Linked DNA regions of Homo sapiens: region 2 is linked to region 1. The links are chromatin loops, found by intact Hi-C in ENCODE. Cell type or tissue: HCT116. All regions are shown on one strand. Links, peaks and the distances in the headings refer to the core of each region. The heading gives the core; the rest is flanking DNA.

Evidence for each region. Hi-C counts contacts between places; a loop is a spot of excess contacts. Peaks named below come from ENCODE experiments on the same cell type or tissue, not always from the same donor. Only the 100,000 strongest peaks of a DNase experiment are listed, where the experiment ranks them.
Region 2: it touches region 1 in a loop (8-fold over the local background); 4 of 110 quality-filtered maps call a loop at or near these places.

Annotation. Positions count from the first base shown.
Region 1 is chr4:76,504,638-76,515,746 of GRCh38, reverse strand. All of the region lies in intron 1 of SHROOM3 (shroom family member 3), which reads right to left. Among named protein-coding and RNA genes, the nearest start is that of MIR4450, 63 kb to the left of the region's middle. In HCT116, for the core only: a CTCF peak has its summit at 4,464 (motif pointing left); a DNase peak (open chromatin) is centred at 4,466.
Region 2 is chr4:77,304,594-77,315,702 of GRCh38, reverse strand. It overlaps the pseudogene LOC100421141. Among named protein-coding and RNA genes, the nearest start is that of CCNG2, 150 kb to the right of the region's middle. In HCT116, for the core only: a CTCF peak has its summit at 6,652 (motif pointing right); a DNase peak (open chromatin) is centred at 6,632; H3K27me3 peaks cover 2,319 bases.

The DNA of each region.
Region 1 (11,109 bases), core at 1,250-9,249:
GACAAGTCTCGGCTTGAGTTTATATGGTTTTTAGACGTAAAATCCAACTCTGGTCACTGACTGATACTGCAAACCCAGAAACATTAACCAAGAAATATTTCATATCCTCTGCTCTATTGGAATAAAACCCAAGCCACTGAGGAGTTTAAGGGCAAAGGACAATTCGAAAACCTGGAAGCAATGGTCAATGTGCTCATTAGAAGTTCTAAAGGAAATAATAATAATAACAATAACATTCTGAAGACCAGAGCCCAAGGGAATCTCAGAGAACAATGGAAATTTCTATTGTGTTGAAAATCATGGAATCAGCCTCTCTTCTCTTGTTTGGTTTTCATTTTCTTCCTTCCTTCCTTTTTTTTTTCAGACAAGTTCTCATTATGTCATCCAGGCTGGAATGCAGTGGCACCATCTTGGCTCACTGTAGCCTCAACCTCCTGGACTCAACTGATCCTTCTGCCTCAGGCTCCTGAGTAGTTAGGACTACAGGCACATGCCACAACATCCAGCTAATTTTTTTTTTTTTTTTTTTTTTTAGACAGAGTTTTGCTCTGTCACCCAGGCTGGAGTGCAGAGGCGTGATCTCAGCTCACTGCAACTTCTACCTCTTGGGTTCAAGCAATTCTCCTGCCTCAGCCTCCCAAGTAGCTGGGATTACAGGCTTCCAGCACCATGCCCAGCTAATTTTTGTATTTGTAGTAGAGACGGGGTTTCACCACATTGGCCAGACTGGTCTCGAACTCCTGACCTCAAGCGATCCACCCACCTTGGCCTCCCAAAGTGTTGGAATTACAGGTGTGAGCCACCACATCTGAACTTTTTTAACAAATGGGTCTCACTATGTTTCCCAGGCTGGTCTTGAACTCCTTGGCCTTACAATGTGCTGGGATTACAGATGTCAGCCACTGCACCCAGCTCATTTTCTTTCTTGAGCCAAGTATTTTCTCTTCCATCTTTCCTCGTTGTCTTGTTCTCCTTCCCTATACTTCATTTTTAATTTTAATTGAATTATATTTTAAATGTTTAATATATTTATTGAATAAAGTTTCACGCTTCATATATTATTGAGATGTAATTCGCATATCATAAAATTAAATCCACATACTATAAAATTCACCCTTTTTCATTGAACAGTTCATTGGCTTATAGTGTATTTACAGAGTTGTGGAACTAGGACCACTATCTAATTTCAGAACATTTTCATCGTCCCAAAAGAGACCTCATATCCACTCGCAGTCCTACTCCATTCTCCCCTATACCAAACCAGCCCCTGGCAGCCACTGAAGTACTTTATTTTTCTATGGATTTGCCTGTTCTGGGCATTTCATATGAGTGGAATCATGCAATATGTGGCCTTTGGTGTCTGCCTTCTTTCAGTTTTTTAAGGTTTCTCCACATTGCAGCATGTATCAGTACATCATTCTTTTTTATGGCTAAATAATATTCCATTATATTGATATACCACATTTAATGTATTCACCATCAGTTAACAAAAATGTGGGTTTCTCCACTTTTTGGCTATCATGAATAATGCTACTATGAACATTTGTTTGGATGTATGTTTTCATTTTTCTTGAGTATTTACCTAGCAGTGCAATTCCTGGCCATATGGTAAGTCCATGTTTAACTTTTTGAGAAACTTCCAAACTGTTTTCCAGAGTGGCTGAAAATTGTTACTATGCTTCATATTTTTTACTTAAACCAGTGAACGGCTTAAAAATTTTTGAAGTCAATTAAGTTGCTTTTTGCTTCCCTTTAGGCTTTGATTTACTTTTAATGTAGGTCTTTGGTCCTCAATAAACTGAAGGGTTCTACCCCTACTCCAGGAACTGTAGCAGCAGAACATTTTAAGTGATAAGTTAATGACTATAAAACGTATGTCATTTTTTAAAGATCAATGTCTGACCCGGATAAGAAAAATCAAAGTCCCAAGTCTTCCAGACTCCCCCTCTATTCCTCAGAATTTTCTCAGTGCCTGCCAGCTAAGGTCAGAGATATTATCTCTGTAGGTGTTTGCTAATGCCAATGAAGTCATTTTCTTTTAAAGGCTTTTCTGCCGCAATTACCCAGTTCTTGTTTCCTGCTTAAAGCATACTACCGGTAAATGTGATCAGTGAGATAGAAGTATTATTTTCCAGCCAGGCACGGTGGCTCATGCCTGTAATCCCAGTGCTTTGGAAGGCCGAGACGGGTGGGTCACCTGAGGTCAGGAGTTCAAGACCAGCCTGACCAACATGGTAAAACCCCATCTCTACTAAAAATACAAAAATTAGCTGGGCGTGGTGGCAGGTGCCTGTAGTCCCAGCTACGCGGGAGGCTGAGGCATGAGAATCACTTAAACCTGGGAGGCAGAGGTTGCAGTGAGCCAATATCATGCTGGCATGGGTAACAGAGCAAGACTCTGTCTCAAAAAAAAAAACATATTATTTTCCCCTCAAACATCAGAATTAGAATCAGCAACCAGCTTCCCCTTCTCCCACACTCAGCCTGAACAGCTTTCCTTGTGTTTAGCTGGCATTGTCTCCCTTTCAGAGTCGAAAGCATACATGTAAAACCTCTGATAGGGAATCATGAAAGACCCGACAGTAGAAAGTTCCACCAAGGGACCTTTGAAGTCAAAGGAAAGGAAGGATGAGTCTTTGACACAAAGTTAACCTACTGCTCCTGCTCTCAGGTGGAAGCTGGAAGCCCTGCATCTGTGGAGGGTGACTTAGCACCATGGCAGGCCTGAGATGGCACGGTGCAAGCATCAAAGCAATTCACAAGACTTGCTCATGTAGATGTGGGTGCACTCCACAGTTTGGGTACTTTTATGACATTGTGAAAGAAGTTGGTTATGATCCAATCCACCTTGTTTCTTCCCTGTATTTCAGCAAAACATTAACCATTTTCTACCCTAGTTCCTCCTTAAAGCTCACCCCAGTTGGTCATATCTCTGGTCTGTGATAAGGCCTTTACCAAATTTTCTGCTAACTGTCCCTCCGTGGGAGCACCTCATCAAGTTGAAAGAGAAATGTATGATTCCACGCTCATTGCAGTATCCGATCCCTACCACAAGTCCCTTAGGTCCAGGTTAGGTTTTCTTTCCCCTTCCCACCCCCAATCATTTTGGAGGTAATTTAGATAGTAACCACCAAAAAGGCCACCAGTTTAAAGGTTAAAACATTTTCCCTCCTTGTCCCTCGATCCCCAAGCACCCTGCAGAGGGTGTGACCCCTAAAGCAGGTAGAATCCTGCGGAAGTGAAGAAGCCCACATTGTGGTGAGAAAATGGCCCACATTCCAGATCTGCCAGTTTCTTCTGCTGCTTTCCTTAATGATTTTCTGCTCTTACCACTTAGCAGGAAGGAAATAAAAGAAGGAAGAGGATCCTCTCTGAAAAAAAAAGGCTCTGTTTATAACCTGCCCTCCTTCCTCTCCTCTGGAGATCCCCTCTGCTTTGGAATCTCAGGGTATGAGCCCAATGCCATTGTAGGGGTTGCAAGGTCAGTTTCCAGTTGCTTAAGTCATGTGGCATCTATCAGAACCATTAAACAACTTCTTCCTGGTACTTGTGTCAATTTCCTTCTAGTCTACATGTCAATCCTTTAACTTGACCTTTGGCCCTATCTTTTTAGCCCTTCCATTCTACTCCCACTGCCTCTCTTAGGTCAACTTCTGCCTGGAAATCCCCAAGGTCCCTGAAGAAAGAGGATCTTTCTATTTAGGCCTCAGGCCCACTCCCTCGGACCTCAGGTTGAAAATATTCTCCTGAGGGTCACCTCACCTGTGTCTCAACTAGGCCCCTGGCCTCTTCCCTAGGGATCTTCAGAACAACCTTCTTTAGATTCTGAGGACAGGCCCCTCACTCCGTTTCTGCAATGGGGTTTCCCATCTCACTTCATGGTCTGTCTCCCACTTTCTCACCATCCTTTTCCAGCCCCACCTGGCCAGGAGTGATCAGCTCCAACCAAGGAACACAGAAACCCAACCCACAGATCATCGAGATTTCCTACTATTGTTTATAATTGGAACATATTTGAATAGACTGGCAACACATGGGTGTTTTATTTGAAATTTTTTCCCTGAGAGAGCACTACCAAGCCCCCATACTGCAAATCCTCCCCGATCCTGGAAGACAGAAGTTGTTTTTATCTTGTAAAGCACATAGCTGCCATTCTGCCAGCAAGACCCCTGCTCATCACAGGTGAAAACTTGAAGGGTATTTTTCCAAGAAGCAGTAGAAGTGATAGAAAAAGCCTTGGAGAAATTGTAGGCAGAGGTGTTGTTGAGTGGTGACTTCAGTGGATATATTGAGAGTAGGGGAATTCCGATTATAGCGATAAAAGCATAATTCTAGGGACATTAAACCTGGGCCTCATAGAAACCACTAAGAGCAGGTAGTGATCTTAAGCCACCTAGATCTTTTACTTTATAACATAGTGTAAATTAAATAATACCATCTTATCCTACTGGTTTTGGCAAATGGCAGCCAAGAGCCTAGTCTTTTGCTGCCACCTTGTGTTTAGGAGACAAAAGTCTAAATTCACAATTGCTGTGGCATTATTATTATTATTATTATTATTTTTGAGATGGAGTTTCCCTCTTGTTGCCCAGGCTGGAGTGCAGTGGCGTGATCTTGGCTCACTGCAACCTCCACCTCCCAGGTTCAAGCGATTCTCCTGCCTCAGCCTCCCGAGTAGCTGAGATTACAGGCGCCAACCACCACACTTGGCTAATTTTTTGTATTTTTAGTACAGGCGGGGTTTCACCATGTTGGCCAGGCTGGTCTTGAACTCCTGACCTCAGGTGATCCACCTGCCTCGGCCTCCCAAAGTGCTGGGATTACAGGTGTGAGCCACCGTGCCTGGTGAGAAATGAACATTTTAGAGCCAGAAGAGATCTTAGAAATTCTCTAGTCCAGCTCCCTTCACTTCACTGATGAGGGAACCAAGACCTAGATTGGGACCAAAGTCTCCTTGTTCTTTCCCCTGTGCCACACTACCTCTCTGGTCAATTACACTCACATCACATGCACATATCGAGTCCTCAACAACTAAGGCCATTGAAGTACATGGCAGAAAAAGCCAGTCTGTCCAAATCCATAGGTGTCTCATTCAGTGGAAACATTTCCAGGGGATTGTGCAGTTGTATATGACAAGGCCAGGTGACCAATGACAACGAGAGCTAACACTTAGCACTCACTGTGGATCAACTGCTGTGCTAAGCACTTTGTGTATATCTCACTCAATTCTTTCAGTAACCCTATAAGGCAACAACTATTATTACCACCATCTTATATTTAAGGAAATTGAGGCTTAGAGAGGTTAAGTAACTTGCCCAAAGTCATTCAGCTACATCTGGCAGAGAGAGAACTCAAACTCAAGTCTGTAACTAGTACAATCTGTGCTCTTGCCCCCATTTTTTATTACTGATTATACTGACTTTACCTCATCCCATTCTTCAGAGATAACATTATTACAATTTGATATATTTCCTTTCAGCCTTTTTTAATGCATAGATAAATATTTTTATGGCACATTGAAATTGATTTCAACACGTTTGTACTATAAAATAATACTGAGGAGGTCTTATATATAAATCTTGGTCTGGATCTCAGTATTTTAATGATAGATTTATAGAAGGAAAAGTACGGGGTCTAAAATTACAATCTTAACTGAGGATTTTGGTATTGGCAAACTTATTTTCAGAGTGCCCGCACCATTTCACAGTCCCACCAATAGTATATGGAAGTACTCACTTTAACACTTCCTCACTGACATTGGAAGTGTTCATATTTGCTCAATTTTGCCAAAAATAATTTAAATTTTGGCAAATTTCAAGGATCTAGTAGATGAGAGCAATACATATCTGAGAATTTCAGACCTAAGGTAACCTAAATGATCCAATAAGAAAAAGACTCTTAGCTCACTTCTGAATATGTGTAATTCTATATGGAAAAAATTAGGTAAAAATTGGGTAAATGTCCAAAAATTCCAAATAAAGTATTTAAAGAGTCTGAGAGTGCTCACTTTTTTGGACATGGCTGAGTAGGAGGCACCATCATGGGAGTCCACACCTGCCACAAGGAACCCAGTGCCAGAAACTCAAGAGCCAGGAAATTGATCTAAAGCTGTTGGTCAAGCGGTACATGTTTCTGGCCAGAGGAACCAACTCCACCTTCAACCAAGTTGTGCTGTAGAGGATATTCATGAGTGGCAGCAACAGGCCAGATGATCAAGAAAATGAAGTTTCCTGGCCAAGAACACAAAATGAATGGTTGTGGGGATCATAATTGGAGGGCAAGGTCCTGACCTGGACGCCCCCAAAGTCTATGCATTGTCCTGCTCTTTCATCCTCACAAGGACCAAGAAATATACAAGCATTTCAGTAAGGCCCCAGGTACCTGCACAGCTACTCCAAACCCTACACCAGAGGCCAAGAGGCCAGCTGTACTACAAAAACTAACCGGATCCTGTCATTATTAAAAATATTGTGGATGCTGGATTCGGAGGGGGGGATATGTATACACTGGCAATGAACAATCTGAAAATGAAATTTTAAAAAAATTCCATTTATAATAGCTTCAAAAAGAAGAACATACTTAGAAATAAATTGAACAAAAGAAATGCAAAACATATTGCTATGGTTTGAATGTATGTGTCCCTCCAAAATTCATGTTAGGATCTAATAGTCAGTATGATAGTATTAAGAGGTGTGTCTTTTGGGAAGTGATTAAGTCATGAACACTCCAACCTCATGAATGGGATTAGTGCTGTCATGAAACAGGTTGAAGGAAGGGCTCTATTCCTTTGTCCTTCCGCCTTCCACCATGTAAAGTCAAGCAACAAGGTGCCATTTTGGAAGCAGAAGGCAAGCCCTCACCAGATACTGAATCTGCTGGTGCTCTGATCCTGGACTTCCCAGACTCCATAACTATGAGCAACAAATTTATGCTGTTTACAAATTACTTGGTCTAAGGTATTTTGTTATGGCAGCAAAAATGTACCATGACACATATACACTGAAAACCATGAAACATTGTTGAAAGAAAATTTAAAAGACCTAAATAAATGAAGGACATCCCACGTTCATTGATTGGAAGGCTTTATATTGTTAAGATGGCAATATTCCCCAATTTGATCTACAGATTAAATGTAATCCCTATTAAAATCTCACTTGGCTTCTTTGCAGCAACTGAAAAGCGATTTTAAAATTCATATGGAAACTCAAGGGACCCAGAATATCCAAACAATCTTGAAAAAGAAGAAAGAAGTTGGAAGACATACTTTCAAATTCAAAACTTACTACAAAGCCACAGTAATCAAGACAGCATGGTACTGGCAGAAGAACAGACATAAATAGAATATAATAGAATTGTGAGTTCAGAAATAAACCCTCATACTTATGGTCAACTGATTTTCAACAAGGGAACCAAGAAAATTAAATGGGGAAAAGAATAATGTTTTCAACAAATGATGTTAGGCCAGCTGGATATCCACAGATCAAAGAAAAAGCTGGACCCTTAGCTCATACCATAGACAAAAAGTTAAAATATCAAAAAAAACCTGAATGTAAGAGCTAAAGCTATAAACTTACAGAAGAAAACACTGGCATAAATCTTCATGACCTGGAATCAGACAATGGTTTCTCGAATACGATTACAAAAGCACAAGTAATAAAAGAAAAAAATAAATTGGACATCATCAAAATTTAAAACTGTGTTTCAAATGACAACATAAAGAGAATACAAAAACAACCCTGATAATGGGAGAAAATTGTTGTAAAACATGTATCTGATAGGGGCTTGCATCTACAATACAAGTCTTAGAATTCAATAATAATTCAACAATAAAAAGACAATTCAATTTTTAAAATGAGCAAAGGATTTATATAGACATTTCCGATAAGAAGATATACAAACGACCGGCCAGGCATGGTGGCTCACTCCTGTAATCTCAGCACTTTGGGAGGCCGAGGCTGGCAGATCACGAGGTCAGGAGATCGAGACCATCCTGGCTAACATGGTGAAACCCTGACTCTACTAAAAATACAAAAAAATTAGCCAGGCCAGGCATGGTGGCGGGCGCCTGTAGTCCCAGCTACTCGGGAGGGGCTGAGGCAGGAGAATGGCATGAACCTGGGAGGTGGAGCTTGCAGTGAGCCGAGATCACGCCACTGCACTCGAGCCTGGGCAACAGAGCGAGACTCCATCTCAAAAAAAAAAAAAAAGAGAGATACAAATGACCAAAAGTGCATGAAAAGATGCTCAATATCTTTAACTATTAAATAAGTGCAAGTCAAAATCACAATAAGATACCACTTCATACCCACTAAGGCAGCTATGATCAAAAAGACATAATAACAAGTATTGGTGAAGATGTAGAGAAATTGGCCCTGCTGATTAGAGTGTAAAATGGTGCAGCTGCTTTGGAAAACAGTTTTCTCTATAACCTGATATAAGGTCAATATTTGCATGTGTTATTTGGTCATATGAGTCTATCTGGAATCACATTTGGATTTATTTATTAAATTGTTTAGATATTTTATGTCCTTTTTAGTTTTCCTCTGCTTGATCAGACATGGACCAACAAAGGTGATTAAAACCTTCTCCTTTTATTTCTTCTTCCTTGTTGCATAAAGTTATGTGATAACTCCATTATCATTGCAAATTATAATCTTTTTCATTATAAATTTTTTCTTTGCTTCATTTAAGAAGAGTTCAGGCTTATTTGACATTAATAATGTGAAACAAGGTTCCGTTTTTTAGTATTCACCTTTTATGCCTTGGTCCATATTTTTGGTTATTATGGAGAGGACCAAATATATAAAATAGAGTACATTATTTTTACATACATGGGATCATAAATGGGGGAAAGGAAGTATGGAGGGAGTACTGTAAGAGAGTTAAACGTTCATCTTCCATAATAGAAAGTCAATAGATAATACTACATATGGACAAAAAAAATGAAGAAGATCCATAAAACATGTTATTAAAAATATGATGATAAATATAAAAAGAAATAGTTGAGAGTTGAGTAGTTGCTGCAGGGAATCAGGAATGAGGTAGGATGGGACTGGGGAGGAGAGGTTACTAGTATCTGTAGCCACTCTGTTTTGGGATACTATATCCTTCATACCCTTCCCTTTCCTTTAAGGGATTGATAATTGATTAAGATGATTGATACTAAACACAGATAACATTATTGAGAGCCCACTATGTGCCAGGCTAAGATACATCCTGCAGTATCTGTGAGGGATTGGTTCCAGGCCCCCTCATCCACAGACACCAAAATCCATGGATGCTCAAGTCCCTTATATAAAATGGTATAGTATTTGCATATGACACACACACATCCTTCCATATACTTTATTTTTATACTTTTTGTTTTTTATCATACTTTAAGTCCTGGGCTACATGTGCAGAACGTGCAGGTTTGTTACATAGGTATGCACGTGCTATGGTGGTTTGCTGCACCCATCAACCCATCATCTATATTAGGTATTTCTCCTAATGCTATCCCTCCCCCAGCCCCCCACTACCTGACAGGCCCTGGTGTGTGATGCCCTCCCCCCAACCCGTGTCCATGTGTTCTCGTTGTTCAACTCCCACTTATGAGTGAGAACATGCAGTGTTTGGTTTTCTGTTCTTGTGTTAGTTTGCTGAGAATGATGGTTTCCAGCTTCATCCATGTCCCTGCAAAGGACATGAACTCATCCTTTTTTATGGCTACGTAGTATTCTATGGTGTATATGTGCCACATTTTTTTATCCAGTCTATCATTGATGACATCCTTCCATATACTTTAAATCATCTCTAGGCTGAGCATGGTGGCTCACACCTGTAATCCCAAGCACTTTGGGAGGAGGAGGCAGAAGGATCACTTGAGGCCAGGAGTTGGAGACATAGTGAGACCCTATCTCTACAAAAACTAATAATAATAATAAATTAGCCAGGCATAGTAGCATGAGCCTGTAGTCTCTTTGGAAGGCTGAGGTGGGAGGATTATTTGAGCCCAAGAGTTCAAGGTTGCAGTGAGCTATGATCATGCCACTGCACTCCAGCCTGGGCAACAGAGCTAGACCCTGTTTCAAAAAAAAAAAAAAAAAAGTCACAATACCTAATACAAGGTAAATGCTTGTAAATAGTTGTTATACTATATTATTTTAAAATTTGTATTATTTTTATTGTTGTATTATTATTTATTATTTTTTTCCCAAATATTTTCAATTTGTGGTTGGTTGAATCCATAGATGCAGAACCCACAGATACAGAGGGCCAATTGTATGTATGGATGTATAAAGTAAGGGTACAGCCATGCCTGGAGAAGGGTTGTAGTGTTGGGTCCCAGAGCTGAGTCAAAACAGAAGTGTACATCTTTAAAAATGCAGAAAAAACATATGATAAAATTCAATACCTATTCATGGTTTCAAACAAAATCTTAGGAAAGTAGGAATGGAAGGGAATTTCCTTAAATCCTTAATCTTCTCAAGAACCTTAGTAAGGTGGGTACTATTGTTACTGCCATTTATCAGATAAGGAATCTTAAGTTCACAGGGCTTATAATTGGCAACATTATGCCTGGCTGTGTGACTTGAGATCTTCTACCTATTGAGTTATCTTAGGTTAATGGGACATGGGTACACAAAGTAATCCTTAAAATGAAAAGAACTCAAAGCTATACTCTTTGTACATTCTCTCATGTCCACAAGAGGGCACCAGGATTCATTAAATTCAAGCCCAATAGTCAAATGTTGAAGTAATTGTAGAGAATCAAACTGCTTAAATATTAGTAAATTTGAAAACCTACAAGTGTGTATTCTCCCAGGTACACCTGCAACTTGGGTCTGAATTGGCCAGCTCTGCACTTTTCAATGATAAAATCCCATTGCCAGTTAGAGTCTTCATACATTTCTACTTACCCCAACCATCCTGGGACATCCAGATGATAGTAATGATAGATTGCTTAACCAGCTTATCTGCCGCTCCACCATGCAGTGATGTTCTATGTAGATGCTATTTCAGTGAGTTTCAATTAGGAGAAAGTGAAGGAGAAAAGTACCCTTTCAGGGAGGATGTATCGGACTTTAGGGGCAGGGGATTATAGAATGTGTAATTTGCTTTTACACATAC
Region 2 (11,109 bases), core at 2,037-10,036, 800 kb before region 1:
TGCATCTTCTGTGAGACCTGAAAAGATGTAGATGGGTCTTAAGCTTGTAGAATGTAGAGCTGTGCCACAGAAGTAACACCAATGATATACTATTCCCAAACCAGGAACGTCACGTGTGGCTCAGTGGCCGCTCCCCTGCAACATCCAGGTGACTGCCATAGTGGATGGGCCAGGCCCCACCACTCAGACTTTCCCGTCCTCTAGGAATCTTGTGGAATAGAATTGACTTTGGATACATATTGGCACACTCAGACAGGGGGCTAGAAGGCAGGACTTGTGTACACCCAAGCCCAACTGTGTTTACACACACTTCTTTTTTTTTTTTTTTTTTTATTATACTTTAAGTTTTAGGGTACATGTGCACATTGTGCAGGTTAGTTACATATGTATACATGTGCCATGCTGGTGCGCTGCACCCACCAACGTGTCATCCAGCATTAGGTATATCTCCCAATGCCATCCCTCCCCCCACCCCCGACCCCACCACAGTCCCCAGAGTGTGATATTCCCCTTCCTGTGTCCATGTGATCTCATTGTTCAATTCCCACCTATGAGTGAGAATATGCGTACACACACTTCTTATAGAGCTCCTTTTAACCTGGGAACTCTGCCTTCTTAGGAAACGCAAACTAGGCCTTCACACTCGCTCAGTACAGGGAGTCTTACAAAAACCAATAGCATCACAGGTCTAAAGACACTACGGATTTCAACTCCATCCTAAAAGTAAGGAGAGCAAGTTTCACTTTGTCCAAAAGAAAGGGCTTGAAGTCAGAAAACACCTCGTGAGCAAGAGATCCATTTCTGCCACTAACCTCAGCCAAAAACTGACATGTATTCCTTCATTTTAAGTTTTGGCTCATGGTTTTGTCATCAGGCCTAGGCATTACTGACTAGTACTATGAATACCCCAGGGCCAGTCTGCTTTCAAGTTTGGCTACTAAATGAGAATCCTATTGTACTTTAAAGACTTTATTTTTAATCAAGTGAAAGATCCTCATCTCTATCAAAAGAGCCAAAGACAAGTAAATTCCTAAATCACAAATTTTTGTTCAGGAGTTTATAAGCCTCTGTCAGTAAACCTAATACCATTTTGGGGTAAGGAAACAAACTTCTGTTCCAAATGCTGAGGACACTATTTCCAATTCTAAAGCATCCTGACTATGCTCTATGGTTATAGCACCAAGGAAAATATGCCTCTAGGCTACATCTTTGGAGACTTGAAAATGTAACCTATTATACCATGAATCTCTATGTTAAGGTGATTGACACACAGTCCAAGATGAGAATATATCCTCATCTCTGCAGAGGCCAATGTCCTGGCTACGTGGTCAGTAGACTAGACGGAAGGGGATTAGGAATTTTGAGACAACAAGTCTATGAAAAGGCACGTGCCTGTAGAAAACAGGTAGATTTTATGTTCTATGTTAAGCCCCACTACAAAGCATCAACCACAGAAGACTGGGTGAACAAGACCCAATGGCTGTGCCAGTTTTCAGTAGCCCACTTGGATCAGCTAATGGGAGAATAAGTGGCCCTAGTGACAAAGATGAAGACTACACAGGTACCCAACAGCATGGAATGCCAGTTTCTAGGGACAATCTAGCTACTGCTGCCTCTGAATGTCCAGCCTGCTGGAGATAAAACATTGGATCTAAATATGGCATTCTGACACCAACATACTACTTGGTAGCAGGTTAACTACATTGAACCCCTTCCCTTCTAGAAAAGCCTACAATATAGACTCACAGGAATAGATAGCTATCTTGCCATGGGTTTGTCTTTCTTGGTTGGAGACCCTTCACTACCACCACTATTTGCAATGTCCCCTCTACAGGCATGGAATTATACCCAGAAGGACATCTCACCAATGGACTGAGGTCACATATAAGGTACAGTGGACCTCAATCATGGGATAAACTGGTGTCACTGCATCTTTCAGAAGCAAGTAGCTTCAATGTTCAGACAGCTTCACACAGCATAGAAGCACTCAGTTAAACTACTGAAAATTTGGTGCCCTCCATGATGCACATTATAGAAACATCTATGTGATACTCTACACTCTATCCCAAGTAGAAAGACTACATAGGTGCTAAAAATGAGGAAGGAGCCCAAGTGGTGCCATTTTCCATCACTCCAAATGAGATATCACATCGCCTTGTGCATCAAACATGTTGCAGGGAAAAGAAAACAGTCAGCAGGAAGAGCTTTGGGCTGTTCTACACACAGGGAGAAGTTAATATAAGTTGAATTCAGGTTTGACTTGTGTCATCATACTTCTTTGACCCATTGTAGCTCACATTCAAAACTGAAAAGCATATGATCACTAGGGATTCAGACCCATTAATATTAACATTTGTTTCATACCAGTAGGTAAGCACTAACCACCTGAGATGGCGGCTCAGGGCAAATGGAATTTAGAGTGGCTAGTGCAGGAGGAAGAGGATTAGTATCAGTTGTTGGGGTAGCAGGAGCTGTATCTCATCCCACTAGCATCCTCCAAGTTTCCTCCTGTAAACCAGGAGTCACTGCTCTGTGAACCTCCATAGAGAAGATCTGAAGCACAGGAGTCAACTGTGCTGGTCATTAGAACACACTTCCCTTGGCTCTTTCCAACTGACGCTTGTGTTGGGATGCTAAGGCAGGCCCATTTAAGGCACTTGGAACTCTAGATGGCAAGTACCAGAGCCCAAATCACCCATCAAACCTTGCCAAAACACTATGGCACCTCAGTCTAAGCCACTTCCTACATAACACTTCTTTCCTTCACAAGGTCAATCCTGCTTTGTGGTCTAATCTTCTTCCAAATTCCTCTAACTCCCTCCTCTATTTCCCTCACAAGACTTTCTTCCCACTCCCATTACTCTTGTACACCTAATTCCATCTTGGCATCTGTATGTAAGAGGGCACAAGTCAGCAGCAGAAAAGTTTAGTTTCAACTAAAACTGAAGTACTAGAATTCAGATGTGAAGACAAGCATGCATATCCCCTGAAGACACTTCTAAGGCTACTTCATGAGGAGGAGGTTGACTATCTTATGTCAGATGATTTGGTCCATTTCTCTATTATCTTAACACTATGGATATTAACTTTATTCCATTTGATATTGTTATCTAGTATATATGGATCTTCTCTTCCAAAGTTTGTCCTCATCTTTCCAATCCTAATTTTACAGTTTGCCAGGTTACCTCCTGCCATTTGCTCTGGGCCAATTACTTTGCATTCTTCTGCTCTGGTCTTTTCATTTTCTGCTCTAAACAATATCTTTCTACTTTTGGCTTTCCTGAGCATAGCTATCTACCTACTTTTGGCTCTAATCAATGCCTCAACAGGTAGCTTATCACCAACCATCCAAAACTTAAGTGGCCAGAGGAGTGAACACAGACTGACCAGCAGGACCAGAATTCACATTTGTTTTGATTGGAGGTTCACTGGGTCTGAACTGACTAGGACTCAGGTAACTCTGCCACCAACTCTTGCTTTGCCTTCCCCTGCATGTTCCTGCAAACAGAGTCAAGTTAGAATGGTATTTAGTTGGGAATTCAGCAAGGAAAATGTGATTCTCACATTTCCATTAGGGAGTAGCTTAGTAAAATGAAACCAAGTGTTTCTTCAATGGTAGATGTCAATTTCAGGAACTCTGTTAAAAGTAGTTTATCATCCTGAAACTCACGAACAGGTCAAAGCTTGCCCAAAACCTAGTTCTAAAATAGCAATTCTTCCCTTGCTAACCATTTTGTGTCTGATTAATGAGGTAGATTAATAAAATGTATTGTGACATTTCACAGAACTAGTGCTAACATTTGAGTACCAATGGCCAGAAAACAAGTTTGGAGCTCTAGAAACATGCTTACCCTGAACAAAGGCATGTGTGAAACATAGTAGAGGTGTGAAGAAGATTCCTGAAATCTCACAGGTGAAATTTCAGTCATTTGATTGGCAATGACCAAGAGGACAAGGCTTCGGAAGAGGACTAAGATGAGAAGGATTAAGATGGTAACTTCCACTCAGAAGGCTATGTTGGCTTCATGGGCAAGAAGTGCTGCAAGAGCCATTTCACCCACAGCTGTGAATTTGTGTTCCAGTCTACCTCTGTTGAAACCTTTCTGTGGCAAGCCTCTGACATCAGGCAATGTGGGGTCCATGGCAGGCTTCTCTGTAAAGGGTTAGGCTCACCAGTAGATCTATGCACGTCAGACCTGGGTGCACAACACTTAAACAAGAGCATTTCTTTTACCAGTCTGCACTTTTCCATCCCCAGACTTGGAGGGTAACATTGTTCCCTAAATATACTTACAGGAATAACAAAGTGAGACTATGGTAATGGGTAAGAAAAACAACCTAGTTTGAACACACTGCAGATGGTCAATATGCCACCCCAGAACATGCCACTTTAGCATAAGAATTATTTTCCACTGAAGGCAATTAAGCAGATATAGGCAAAACTCTCTGACCCCCATTTGGAGACAAGCAGAGTACACTTGCCAAAGTGTCTTTCCCCTCCCTCTACTGCAACTGACTGCAGTAGACTCTGAACATGACTAATTTAGCACGCTGTGTTATTTCAGGAATGCCCTTCACACACATTTTTCCTGGGTAAGCACATTTCTGGGGCCTCAGGAAAACCCGTGTTTTCCCAGCACAGGACAAGGATGCCCTTTCTCACCACTCCTATTCAACATAGCATTGAGAGTCCTGGGCAGAGCATTCAGGCAAGAGAAAGAAAGACCATCCAAATAAAAAGAAGTCGTCAAACTATCCCTGTTTGCAGATGACATGACCCTATACCTAGAAAACCTCAGTCTCAGCCTAAAAGCTCCTTCAACTGATAAACTTCAGTGAAGTCTCAAGACTCAAAAAAAAAAAAAAAAAAAAAAGAGTGTCATTAGCATTCCTGTACACCAACAGTCAAACCAAGAGCCAGTCAGGAATGCAATCCCATTTACAATTGCAAGAATAAAATATCTAGGAACACAAAAAGGAGAACTACAAAACACTATTCAAAACAAATCGGAGATAAATGGAAAAACATTCCATGCTCGTAGAGAGGCAGAATCAATATCATTGAAATGGCCATGCTTCCCAAAGCAATTTATAGATTCAGTGCTATTCCCATTAAACAACCATTGACATTTTTCACAGAACTAGAAGAAAATCTATTTTAAAATTCATATGGAATCAAGAAGAGCCCGAATAGCAAAGACAATCCTAAGCAAAAAGGAAGGTGAAGGCATCATGTTACCTCACTTCAAACCATGCTACAGGGCTAGAGTAACCAACACAGTATGGTACTGGTACAAAAACAGACCAGCAGAACAGAATAGAGCCCAAAAATAAGGCTAGACACCTACAACTGTCTGATCCGACAAAGCTGACCAAAACAAGCAATGGGGAAAGGACTCTGTAATTCAAATGTTGCTGGGGTAACTGGCAAGCCATATGCAGAAGCTTGAAACTGGACCCCCTTACACCATATACAAAAAACAAGATGGATTAAAAGACTTAAATGTAAAACCCAAAACTATAAAACCAGGAGGACAACCTAGACAACACCATCCTGGACATAGGTACAGCAAAGATTATGACAAAGACTCCAAAGGCAATTGCACCTAAAGCAAAAATTGACAAGTGAGATCTAATTAAACTAAAGAACTTCTGTACAGCTAGAAGAACTATTGGAGTAGACAACCTACAGAATGGGAGACAATATTTGCTCACTATGCATTTGACAAAGGTCTAATATCCAGCATTTATACAGAATTTAAAATTGACAAGGAAAGAAACCACCCCATCAGAAAGTGGGCAAAGGATATGGACACTTTCCAGAAAACATATGTGGCCAAGAAGCATACGAAAAAAAAGTTCAGTATCACTGATCATTAAAGAAATGCAAATAAAAACTTCAAAACAATGAGGTGCCATTGGCTATTAAGTTAAAAATTAACAGGTTCTGGCAAGGTTACAGAGAAAAAGGAACATTTACACACTGTTGGAGTGTAGATTAGTTCAACTGCAGAAAACTGGTGATTCATCAGAGCTACCATTCAACCCAGTAATCCCATTACTGGGTATATACCCAAGTGATTATAAATCATAAAGATACATGTACATATTTATTGCAGCACTATTCACGATAGTGAAGACATGGAATCAACCTAAATGCCCAATGGCAGACTTAAGAAAATGTGGTACATATATGCCATGGAATACTATGCAGCCATAAAAAGAATGAGATCATGTCCTTTGCAGAAACATGGATGGAGCTGGGGGCCATTTTCCTGAGCAAATTAACACAGTGACAGAGAACCAAATACTGCATATTCTCACTTATAAGTGGGAGCTATACATGGATTCAGATGGAAACACACTGGGGACCTATTGGAATGTGGAGAGTGGGAAGAGGGAGAAAATCAGGAAAACTAATGGGTACTGGGCTCAGTACCCGGGTGACTAAATCTGTACAACAAGCCACTGTTACATGAATTAACCTATATAACAAACCTGCACATTACCCCCTGAACTTTAGAGTTAAAAAGCATTAGGTAAAAATAAAAACACGTGGGTTTTCTGGTCACTGGTCCTCAAACTCAGTCATTGGCACCAGGAAGGACAAAGGCTAACCAAAGTTTGCTTTAGACCTTTATCAGCCTGTAGATGGCACCATAGCCATCTACATAACATAGCCTTTATATTTACCCTCCTTCATTTGCCACCCATAGTGACTCAAGGTCTTCTTTTGTCTTGTCACTTTTCTAAAATCATATTGCTCTTTGTTCAGGGTGCCATATATAAGCCAGCATTCTAAGCCACTTCTTTGAGCTCCCTCATTTTGTGGGACCTCACCATGTATGAGGTATTGCTGCAACCTAGAGTTTCTCTTGTTTAAAAAAGCTTATTCCTTCTTTAAATCCTGGATGGAAGTGCACAGGCAATGGCTACAGCTTTTTTTTTTTTTTTTTTTTTTTGAGACAGCGTCTCACTCTGTCGCGCCCAGGCTGGAGTGCAGTGGCGCAATCTCGGCTCACTGCAAGCTCCGCCTCCGGGGTTCACCCCATTCTCCTGCCTCAGCCTCCCAAGTATCTGGGACTACAGGCGCCCGCCACCGCGCCCAGCTAATTTTTCGTATTTTTAGAGACGGGGTTTCACCATCGTCTCCATCTCCTGACCTCGTGATCCGCCTGCCTCGGCATCCCAAAGTGCTGGGATTATAGGCGTGAGCCACCACGCCCGGCCTACAGCTTTTCTTAACTGGTGTCATACGTGACATCTTAAAGCAATACCTTGTCTATAAAAATGGCATCTATGCTGGTAAACTTTGTTATAAGCAGTTAGTCATGTGCCACACGACGTCTTGGCCAACAATGGACCACAAACACAGAATGGTGTTATCTTAAGATTGTAATACCTTTTTTGAGACAGTCTTGCTCTGTCACCCAGGCTGGAGTGCAGTGGCACGATCTCAGCTCACTGCAACCTCCACCTCCCAGGTTTAAGCAATTCTCATCCCTCAGCCTCCCAAATAGCTGGGAATGCAGGTGCACACCACTACGCCTAGCTGATTTTTTAAGTAGAGATGGGGTTTTGCCATGTTGGTCAGGCTCATTTCAAAAAGTAATCCACCCACCTCAGCCTCCCAAAGTGCTAGGATTACAAGCATGAGCCACTGCGCCTGGCCTGTAATACCTTATTTTTATTGTATATTTTCTATGTTTAGATACACAGATCACAATAGCTTACAGTATACAGTACAGTAACATGCTGTACAGGTTTGTATCCTGGGAGCAATAGACTTTGGCATGTAACTTAGGTATGTAGTAAGCTGTACCATCTCGATTTGTGTAACTATATTCTATGGCATGCACATAATGATAAAATTGTTTGATATCTCAGAACATATCCATATCTTTAATACACAACTGTATAAGCATATGGATGTGATAATGTAGGTGTTATGTTGGTCAAGGCATACCGTTTCCAACTCCCTTTGGGAGATATTCTACCTCCTCCCACTGCATTTTCAAGTTTAGTCTGGAAAGCATTAGTGTTACTTAGTTCTACCTAATGCCCCCTGTTTATTAGCTAAAGGTCAGTATTAGTCTTGCAAGCGATAAACCAATTTACTCTAATACACACATTCTTGGTGTTTCTTTGGGCTGTAACTGTTAGGATTCTTTGGATAACAGATGACCAACACCCAACTGCACTGGCTTAAAAAGGAAATTAATTGACTCAAGAATATAAATATAGTGCTGGCTCCAGCTGAGACTACTTCAATAGGCTCATTTTCACCAAGAACCAGATTTCCTTACATCTTCTGTATCCTTCATATCATATTCATGCTCGGAGTCTACAGAGCCCCACTACAACCCTCTGGATGGCAAGTTCCAGACTCTCCCATCATGATGGACTTGCTCTACACTTCAGGTATTTATTTCAAAGCTCTTCTTGAAACATTATCAATCAATTCCAGCAGTATCACCTTGGGTTTTAGTGGCATGCCCATCTTGATAGTATGCCCATCCCTTCACAATCTATGGTAGTCATGGGAATGTAGGCAGGGAAATGGGATGCCCTAATATGCTCAAGTCATCCAGACCTATGGCTGAGAATGACCAAGGATATAAACAGTATATGAAATAATCTCCAAAACAAAGTCAGCAGTCATTTGGCTGACAATAGGGAAACAAATGTTGAGACAGCATCGGAAAAGTGTCTGCTGTAGGACATAAACCTAGTGTAGGATCAGTGTGAGTTTATAATGCTTTTTTCACCCTTCTGTATCAACCTGGATTCAGATTTACCAGTCTACCCAGAACTCTTCTGTAACTTCACTGCCACATGAGGCTTCTATAGAGAACCTCTTTTTGTGGGATGAAGGCTCTCCTGCAGCTCCTGTTTTCTCACAGGCATCTATTGCAACAGAAAGAACAGACAGACTAACAGATACAGAATACCTTGGCCAGCTGCATGTATTCCCAAGCTTGAACCAAAGCCAGGGTCCTTGAATATTCTCAGGCACTGACGAACTTGTTTAGGCTGTTGCATCAAGCATGTTGATTAACACGTAAAGGCTAGCCCCATGCCTAGTCAAATTCTGAAGACTCAAAACACTAACCTGTCCCACTCATTGGGGACATACCCAAGATACCCTTTCACTATCCACAAGGATCCCTGCATTTTGTAAGCAAGCTTCCTGGTAGGTGTTTTAGATTTATCCCCCTGGCATTTAGTGCATTTGGATTCCCAGCTGGCCCCATCTTGGGATGGTGGGCAAGTCCCATGAGTGAACTCCCCAGCTGTTGCTTTTGGGGCAACTCCAGGTAGTGGGTTGGCTGACAGAACATGAAATAAGTTCTTGCAGCTTAGGTGGTACACTGGTAAGCATAGCTGCCTTCCAGTAAGTTCCTACATGTACAATCCTGCCTCAGTATGGGGTTCTCACAGGACCAACAACTCGTTAGTTTTCCCCCAACCCTGACTCAAGACCCCAGAACCCAGAAAGGCCCTTATACTTCGTTTAAAACTCCATGTTTAGGTACCTGCCTCTGATAGAGGCAGTCTTATGTTCAGTTCATTTCTAACCAAGTCTCTGCCTTATACTGAAATACAATCCAAGCAGACCTAGCCTGGAAACCCACACGTGGGTACAAGAAGAATCATCCAGATTATAAGAGTGAGGCTCGAATCAGTTTGTAGAGATCAAAGTGATGAGTATGTCAACAATTGCATTGTTGCATAATTACCAGGAGGTGGCAGAGAATGAGTTTCAATTCTGACCCAAGATCAACTCCAGCCACAGGAGCCACATTGCATCCCACCATCTTTCCTCAGTTTCCCCTCAAGAACAGGAGCCTGTGGGACAGTTACTTCTGTCAACTTGTACAGATAAGTGTACCTGTGCAGCACAGTGGCCACCTGTGGAGCCATTAGAATGCCATACATCCCATGTGTGGTCGTTTCCAACTGATGCCCAGGTGCAGCTGGGATGCTAAGGCCGTCCTATTTAGGACACTCACCACTCCTCTAATGGGCAATCTGGGCTCTAGTATTTGCCATCGGCCTTGCCAAGGCACTTAGTATCACCTCAGTCTAAGCTACTTCCTATCCAGTATTTTCCTTCACAGGGCCTGACCTGCATTATAAGTGGATCTACACCCAGATCTTTCCAGCTTCCTCTCCTGTATCCCTCACAGAACTTTCTCCTCCCACAACTCAAACATTCAATTCCTTTTTGGCATCTGCATGTATGAGGCCACAAGGCAGCAATGAAAAAGCTTTTAATTTCAACTAGGCACACTCAGGTACATTCAGATGTGAAAGCAAGCTTGTGTATCACTGTACACACTCCCAAGACTGCTTTATTCAAAAGAAATAGATGCTCAGAGCCAGCCACATCTCATAAAACATGGAGGAACTCAGTGATCAGTTAATAGCCATGTCCTATGGACTCAGATACTACACCCTAGAGTCACTATGTGTCTCCTTCAGAGGAAGGAAAGCCCAAATACCCTGATCAACTTTTTTTGACCTATCTGGTCAAATAAGCCAGTGAAGAGACCTACAAAAGTGCCTTCTAGCCTTTAGGTGCAGGACTTGCTTTCATGTGCATTTCTAGAGTGATTTTTTACCAGTTGGGATCAGTTGAGTTCCTGAATGTCGGTAATAGGAAGGAAGAGCTTCTAATAGGAGACTGCTATAAGTAAAGAGCAGTGCTTTACTGAGCTGAATGGGTAGATGCATTTTACCTCCCCGTGCTTTATAAAGACTGGCAAGTGCTAGCCAACTTTTCACCAGGCCAAGGCTCTGTAACCCTTTCTTCCTGAGCCTGACCCACATGTAACAGTTGATCCATTTGAGAGTCAAGTATAGAATATAGTTTTGCCAGAGAAGTAACATCAATACTCCATTCCACAGTCTGTAGCACCAGAAATGGTTCATGGAAGCTCCCCCTTGAATGTCAAGACAATTCTGTAGTTAAGTGGAATCAGGCCCTTCATCACTCAGAATCACTGGCTGCCTGTGCTCTAGGATGTTGTATTAACAGATTTCCAACTCTGGATGCAGATTAAGAACTAACCTCCAAGAGGCTATAAAGGCAGGAATGTTGCATGA